Regions from separate parts of the Homo sapiens genome. Here region 1 is linked to region 2. A link is an interaction called in ENCODE POLR2A ChIA-PET data of the cell type or tissue named here. Cell type or tissue: HCT116. All regions are shown on one strand. Links, peaks and the distances in the headings refer to the core of each region. The heading gives the core; the rest is flanking DNA.

Evidence for each region. Peaks named below come from ENCODE experiments on the same cell type or tissue, not always from the same donor. Only the 100,000 strongest peaks of a DNase experiment are listed, where the experiment ranks them.
Region 1: POLR2A ChIA-PET joins it to region 2 with 5 read pairs; 2 of 35 experiments call an interaction of 5 or more read pairs at or near these places.

What each region holds. Positions count from the first base shown.
Region 1 is chr17:60,343,332-60,346,789 of GRCh38, forward strand. USP32 (ubiquitin specific peptidase 32) reads right to left here. Exons shown (of 34, transcript NM_032582.4): 2 at 2,150-2,277. Among named protein-coding and RNA genes, the nearest start is that of USP32, 47 kb to the right of the region's middle. In HCT116, for the core only: no CTCF peak of the experiment used is centred there; no DNase peak of the experiment used is centred there.
Region 2 is chr17:60,556,158-60,559,615 of GRCh38, forward strand. No RefSeq gene overlaps it. Among named protein-coding and RNA genes, the nearest start is that of LINC01999, 6.7 kb to the right of the region's middle. RefSeq lists a silencer at 1,818-2,018. In HCT116, for the core only: no CTCF peak of the experiment used is centred there; a DNase peak (open chromatin) is centred at 1,906.

The DNA of each region.
Region 1 (3,458 bases), core at 533-3,032, 210 kb before region 2:
AAATCAACAGAACATACATTCTTCTCAGCACCACATCGCATTTATTCTAAAATTGACCACATAATTAGAAGTAAAGCACTCCTCAGAAATGTAAAAGAATAGAAATCACAACAAACTGTCTCTGAGACCACAGTGCAATCAAATTAGAACTCAGGATTAAGAAACTCACTCAAAACTGCAAAACTACATGGAAATTGAACAACCTGCTCCTGAATGACTACTGGGTAAATAACGAAATGAAGGCAGAAATAAAGATGTTCTTTGAAACCAATGAGAACAAAGACACAACATACCAGAATCTCTGGGACACATTTAAAGCAGTGTGTAGAGGGAAATTTATAGCACTAAATGCCCACAAGAGAAAGCAGGAAAGATCTAAAATCAACACTCTAACATCACAATTAAAAGAACTAGAGAAGGCCAGGCATGGTGGCTCACGCCTGCAATCCCAGCACTTTGGGAGGCCAAGGCGGGTAGGTCACCTGCGGTCAGGAGTTCAAGACCAGCCTGGCCAACATGGTGAAACCTCGTCTCTACTAAAAATACCAAAAAATTAGCTGGGCATGGTGGTGGGAGCCTGTAATCCCAGCTACTCAGGAGGCTGAGGCAGGAGAATCGCTTGAACCTGGGAGGCGAAACTTGCCATGAGCCAAGACCATGCCATTGCACTCCAGCCTGGGCAACAAGAGCAAACCTCTGTCTCAAAGAAAAAAAGAAAATAAAAAGAAATAGAAACTAGGGTTAATTAAAAATGGCAAAGAATGGTTCTATATAATATACCAAGCCTAAAATTCCTATTTTTTTTTTTTTTTTTTGAGTCAGAGTCTCATTCTGTTGCCCGGGCTGGAGTGCAGTGGCACAGTCTCAACTCACTGCAACCTCCGCCTCCTGGGTTCAAGCAATTCTCCTGCCTCAGCCTCCCGAGTAGCTGGGATTACAGGCACCCGCCACTAAGCCCAGCTAATTTTTTGTATTTTTAGTAGAAATGGTGTTTTACCATGTTGGCCAGGCTGGTCTCGAATTCCTGACCTCGTGATTCACCCGCCTCGGCCTCCCAAAGTGCGGGGATTACAGGTGTGAGACACCTTGCCCAGCCATAGTTTTTATTATCTTATAAAATTTATTCTTTTTTTCTTTTGAGACAGGGTCTCACTGTCACCCAGGCTGGAGTGCAGTGGTGCAATCATAGCTCACTCTAGCCTCAAACTCCTGGACTCAAGCAATCCTCCTACTTCAGCCTCCTGAGTACCTGGGACTTACAGGCACACACCATCATGTCTGCTAATTTTTTTGGTTGCTGTTTTTAAGTAGAGATGAGGTCTCACTATGCCCAGGCTGGCCTGGAACTCCTGAGCTCAAGTGATCCTCCTGCCTCGATCTCCCAAAGTGCTGAGATTATAGGCATAAGCCAACATACCCAGCCAATAAATTTTATTCTTATTTCTCATTTAGAATGACAAAATGTACATCTGTGTACATAACTACAAAATAGTAAACTTTTATTTTATTTTTTTTAGAGACAGTGTCTCACTATGTTGCCTAGACTGGACTCGAGTTCTTGGGCTTAAGCAAGCCTCCTATTTCAGCCTCCTGAGTAGCTGGGACTACAGGGACGCACAGTGGCGCCGGTTAAACATATTATTTTTAGAAACAGAATATATCAACTTAGCACATTTTATTTCTACCTAAACATTTTAGTAGAACTTAAATAAAAATTTAATTAAGTCCCAATAAGTTAGTATTTCATTTACAACATTTAATTTTATAGAATTAACTATGTTTTACTATACAGAAAATTTTCTTTAACATAAAATTTATAAAACATATTTGCAACATAAAAATTTTTATGTCACAGAGATTAACTTTCTAAGAATAAGAAGCCAATCATGGAAATGTTCCTATGATCATAATCAGTGGCTATTAAAGCTCTAAAGTACAAAAGAAACAGAATTACAGCTCTGTAGTACTCCCACTTGACCTCTAAGAACACAGCCACGTTGACATCTAAAACAAAACATTGTTTACCCACTCAGGAAGAAAAATAACTACAGGTAAGATTAAATCTGTTAAGAGCAGAAGGCCCCTCAGGAATTTAGGCTGGTGGAGGTGGATAACTACCTCAAAGGAAAACTTAGAACAAAAAGATTACCTCAGCAACCTTTGGAGGCACTCCATCCCCAAGCACTTCCCGGATGAAGCAGTGCTGGCCCATGTAATATGAGAGTCCACAGGTCCTCTTGAAAGCATCCTTCAGTCGTTTTAGCTCTACATCTGTAACTGCAATTCAGAAACAGAAGATGGGTAAGAAATCAGGAGAGAAAAGAGGTGTCTCATAATTTTTTTCAACCTGGCTCCTAAGAAAAATTGAGGCTAGGCACAGTGGCTCACGCCTATAATCCCAGTACTTTGGAAGGCCAAGGCAGGCGGATCACTTAAGGCCAGGAGTTCAAGATCAGCCTGGACAATGTGGCGAAACCCCATCTCTACAAAAAAAACAAAAATTAGCTGGGCATGGTGGTGCATGCCTATAATCCCAGCTACTTGGGAGGCTGAGACACGATAATCACTTGAACCTGGGAGATGGAGGTTGCACTGAGCCAAGACCATGCCGCCGCACTCCAGCATGGACAACAGAGCGAAACTCTGTCTCAAAAAAATAAATAAATAAAAAGAAAAAAAAAGAAAAATTGGCAAGCATTACACTTCTTTTTTGGTTAAATAAAACTCTATGACATTTAGTCATAATTCTAATATTTTCAAATCTAATTTAGAAAATAAGTATAATTTTTTTTTTTTAAGAGATGGGTCTCGCCATGTTGCCCAGGCTGGTCTTGAACTCCTGGGCTCAGGCAGTCCTCCCACCTTGGCCTCCAGAAATGCTGAGATTAAAAGCATGAGCCAGCACGCCAAGCCAAAATTCTTAACATTCAATTTTCAAAAGACAAAACTTTAATATAGGCATACAAATTTTAGGCAGGGGCAAAGAAGTAACAAATATTTCAAATTAGCAGGTAAGCTAAATGCCACTGGATTCTGGCATTAATGTTTTCAGCAGCAATACATTAATCTCCTTTGTGATAAAAATTATATTATTTGTACTCCTTGAGCACATCTCTATCCATATGGAGAACAGTCTTCAAGTTTAGCTTGGATTTTGTCATTATTTAAAAAGAAAATAGTTCATAAACAGATGATATTAACAAACTAAAATTTTTAGATACTTATTATCAAAAACAAAAAAATTACTGAGCCATTACTTTATTTTATGCATTGAAAACTTTTTTTCACTATATGGAACAATCTCTATCTACAAGAACAAAGAAATAAACACCCTTTACTATTACATGATCAGTACCACAATCACAATAGAGGCACAGAAATGGTACCTTTGACCCATGCTAGAGAAAACAGAGAATTCTTCCAGATGAAGATAATTACATTAAATTTTAAAGGCTAAA
Region 2 (3,458 bases), core at 475-2,974:
TGATTTAGTTCAACATTGTTATTCATCTTTCTTATTAAGTCTCTTCTAAGAATCTTTTCTGACAAATTGCACTAAACATCAAAACCACTATCAACAACTATTTAATCTATACAGCTGTAAACATTGTCAGTTTCTTTACTCATCACTGTTTCTTTTTCTTTTCTTTTTTTTTTTTTTTTTTTGAGACAGAGTCTTGCTCTTGTCACCCAGGCTGGAGTGCAATGGTGTGGTCTTGGCTCACTGCAACCTCCACCTCCCGGGTTCAAGCAATTCTCCTGCCTCAGCCTCCTGAGTAGCTGGGATTACAGGCACTCGCCACCATGCCCGGCTAATTTTTGTATTTTTAGTAAAGACAGTGTTGTGCCATGTTGGCCAGGCTGGTCTCAAACTCCTGACCTCATGATCTTCCCCACTCAGCCTCCCAAAGTGCTGGAATTACAGGCGAGAGCCACCGCCCGCGGCCTCTTTTTTTTTTTTTTTTTTTTTTTGAGACAGAATCTCGCTCTGTCACCAGGCTGGAGTGCAGTGGCGGGATCTTGGCTCACTGCAACCTCCTCCTCCCGGGTTCAAGCAATTCTCCTGCCTCAGCCTCCTGAGTAGCTGGAATTACAGGCACATTTCACCACACCCAGCTAATTTTTGTATTTTTAGTAGAGACGAGGTTCACCATGTTGGCCAGGATGGTCTCTATATTCTGACCTCGTGATCTGCCGGCCTTGGCCTCCCAAAGTGCTGGGATTACAGGCGTGAGCCACTGCGCCCCGCCTACTCATCACTGTTTCTTATATATCACCCCTGCCCTTTTTTGAGCTTTTTATTGTAATTCATCTGTCATTTTGCTACAGTTCTTCTTTCTTAAGGGAAAAAAAATATCTGTTGATAGATGGTTTGCACTCCCTCAAAACTTGTCAGTTACTGGGCTATTCAATTTCGCTTGAGCTAGGCCTCCCACCCCAAGGCTGCAGCATTCTGCTGGCCAGTTTCACCCTGAGTATGATGAGTGGCCATGGAACTGGCTGACAAGCTAAGACCCTGCCGGAGCAAGAAAGCAAGGGAAGTGGTGGAGGCTTAAGGGACTTCGCTGATGTGATTTGACTGTTGTGCTGAGTCTTTCTCTTTTTGTCCCCAATTCTCTCTCTTCTTGTTTGTTGTAGTTGCCTAAAATTAGTTGGATCTCAGCTAGCCAATCTCTCTGGCTGCCTAGGTAAATTGCCATTTCAAAGAGAGTCAAGCATACTAGTGTAAAATTGTGATCCTTTTCCCCTAAAACAGGAAACACTGCTCCACTGTCTTTTTGTATCTATTGCTGCATATGAGAAAACATGAAAAGTTATGAGTTTCTTTTTATCTTTGGAATATGGAAAAGTCACCAGACTCACTTGGAATTATCTTCAATTCCTCTCTTTCTCACACCCCACCACCTTCTACCTATCAGTAAATCTTGTTAGTTCTACCTTCAAGATGGAGTTCAGGCATGGTGGCTCACACCTGTAATACCTAACTTTGGGATGCCAAGGTGGGAGGATCACCTGAGCCCAGGATTTTGAGACCAGCCTGGGCAACATGGTGAGACCCCCATCTTATATAGCTGAAAGAACACTCAAGGGGCCATAGGCAGGTGAAAGATGGTTTCATTCAGCAGCTCTCTTACACTGTCTGTCTCTGTCTCAGCTACCTGTTCTGGCTCTGTGACTCCTGCCACTCCCACACACAGCTGCAAAGCCAGCTGTCTCTACAGGGTCAGAAGCTTAACACTTTCTCTCTCTGGGCAAGAGCATGCCTGTACAACATCAGCAGGGCAGTTATACCTTTTACAGACAATAGTGGCTCCAAGCCAAGTGATGAGCCTTCCCATGTTATGCCTATGTAGCTGTGATTATATAACAAGCAAAGTTATGCACCTGCACTCCAAACTTGCTGAGTCATGTGGGATGTTTACCTTGGCCCATGCCTGCCTCGCTGCATTGCAGCCATGTTCCTTACACAGGAGGATCCCTTGAGCCCGGGAGTTTGAGGTCAGCCCAGGGAACATAGCAACAGCCTGTCTCTAAAAAAAAAAAAAAAAAAAAAGTAAAATATTTTTAAAATTTAGGAAGCTGCCAGGGATGGCTCCTCCAAAATAAGGAGTAAACCAAGCAGGAGGAAAAATATGACACAAAATGAAGGGTACAACCAAAAGAGTGGTATAAAGTAAACCACTAGGATGGTTGTAAAGGGAGATACCAATGAGACAGTGGTATAGGCCTAGAGAGGAACCAATACAGATTGGAGCAGGCCAGAAGGGTCTGGAAGAGATTTCCAAAGAAAGATTCAATTAATAGATTATGATTGCTAGAAAAACACTTGTTAGATCCTGGTGTCTGGGTCCAGCCATGCTGAAGTCTGAGGGGAGTGGGTGGATGAGCAGAAAGAACACTTGATGGGCTGTAGGCAGGTGAATATGGTTTTATTTAGCAGCAGCTCTCTTACACGGTTTACTCAAACTAGCTCTTTTACATTGTCCACCCTGTCTCAACTGCTTAGTCTGGTGGCTCCCACATACACCTGTGCAGCAGGCTTTCCCTTGCCTTCAGGGTCAGCAGCTTAACTCTTTTTCTCTCTGGGCATGAGCAAGCCAAGCTGTGTCCTGGCTCCCTCCTGTCCATCTGTAAAATGGACAGCTTTGGCTCTCTCTGTCTCTCTTTCTCTGGGTGCCAGTGCATCCCCCATGTCAAGCCATGTTGAGCCGAGCCAAGCCCCCAGGTCCCCCGTACAGCATTAACAGGGCAGACAATAGTGGCTCAGAGCCAAGTATGAACTTAACACAAACAAGTTATATAACAAGTGAAGGTGTGCGCCTGCGCACCAAACTCACTGAGTTACGCAGGCCTTGGATATCCACCTCGGCCTGTTCCTTGACCAAAGCACATCCATATGTACCTTACACTCCACCCCCTAGGCCAAACGAGACATATGCCTTGGACACACAGGTTTGATCCACAGGTTTGGCATACAGGCCTGACATATAAACTTTGGGCATGCAGGCCCAATACATACACAGGCTTGACACATAAGCCTGACACACAAGCCTTGGGCACACAAGCCCGATACATACATAAGCTTCTGGGTACGCAGGCCCCTTGCATACATAAGCTATGATAAACTGCCCAGCTACTGGCGCAGATTACCTTAGGTGTCACCTCCTTGGTGATTACCATTCACACTGCCTTGAGTTTAGCTTATTAACCACTTTGCCCATACCTGCTTTCAAACCATATGATGTCAGTACTAGCCTGGACTGCACCAGCAGTCCAGGCAGCAGTAGCACCCCAGCTGGACCCACTTGTACACGATACCCTATTAGGAATGGGGGGGTGTGCTTCCTAATGGTGAAGGCTTAGGTCTAGGGGTGCCTCAGGCCTCATGGCCTCATCTTGCATTAGGACTACTACTCAGGAGGCTGAGGCAGGAGAATTGCT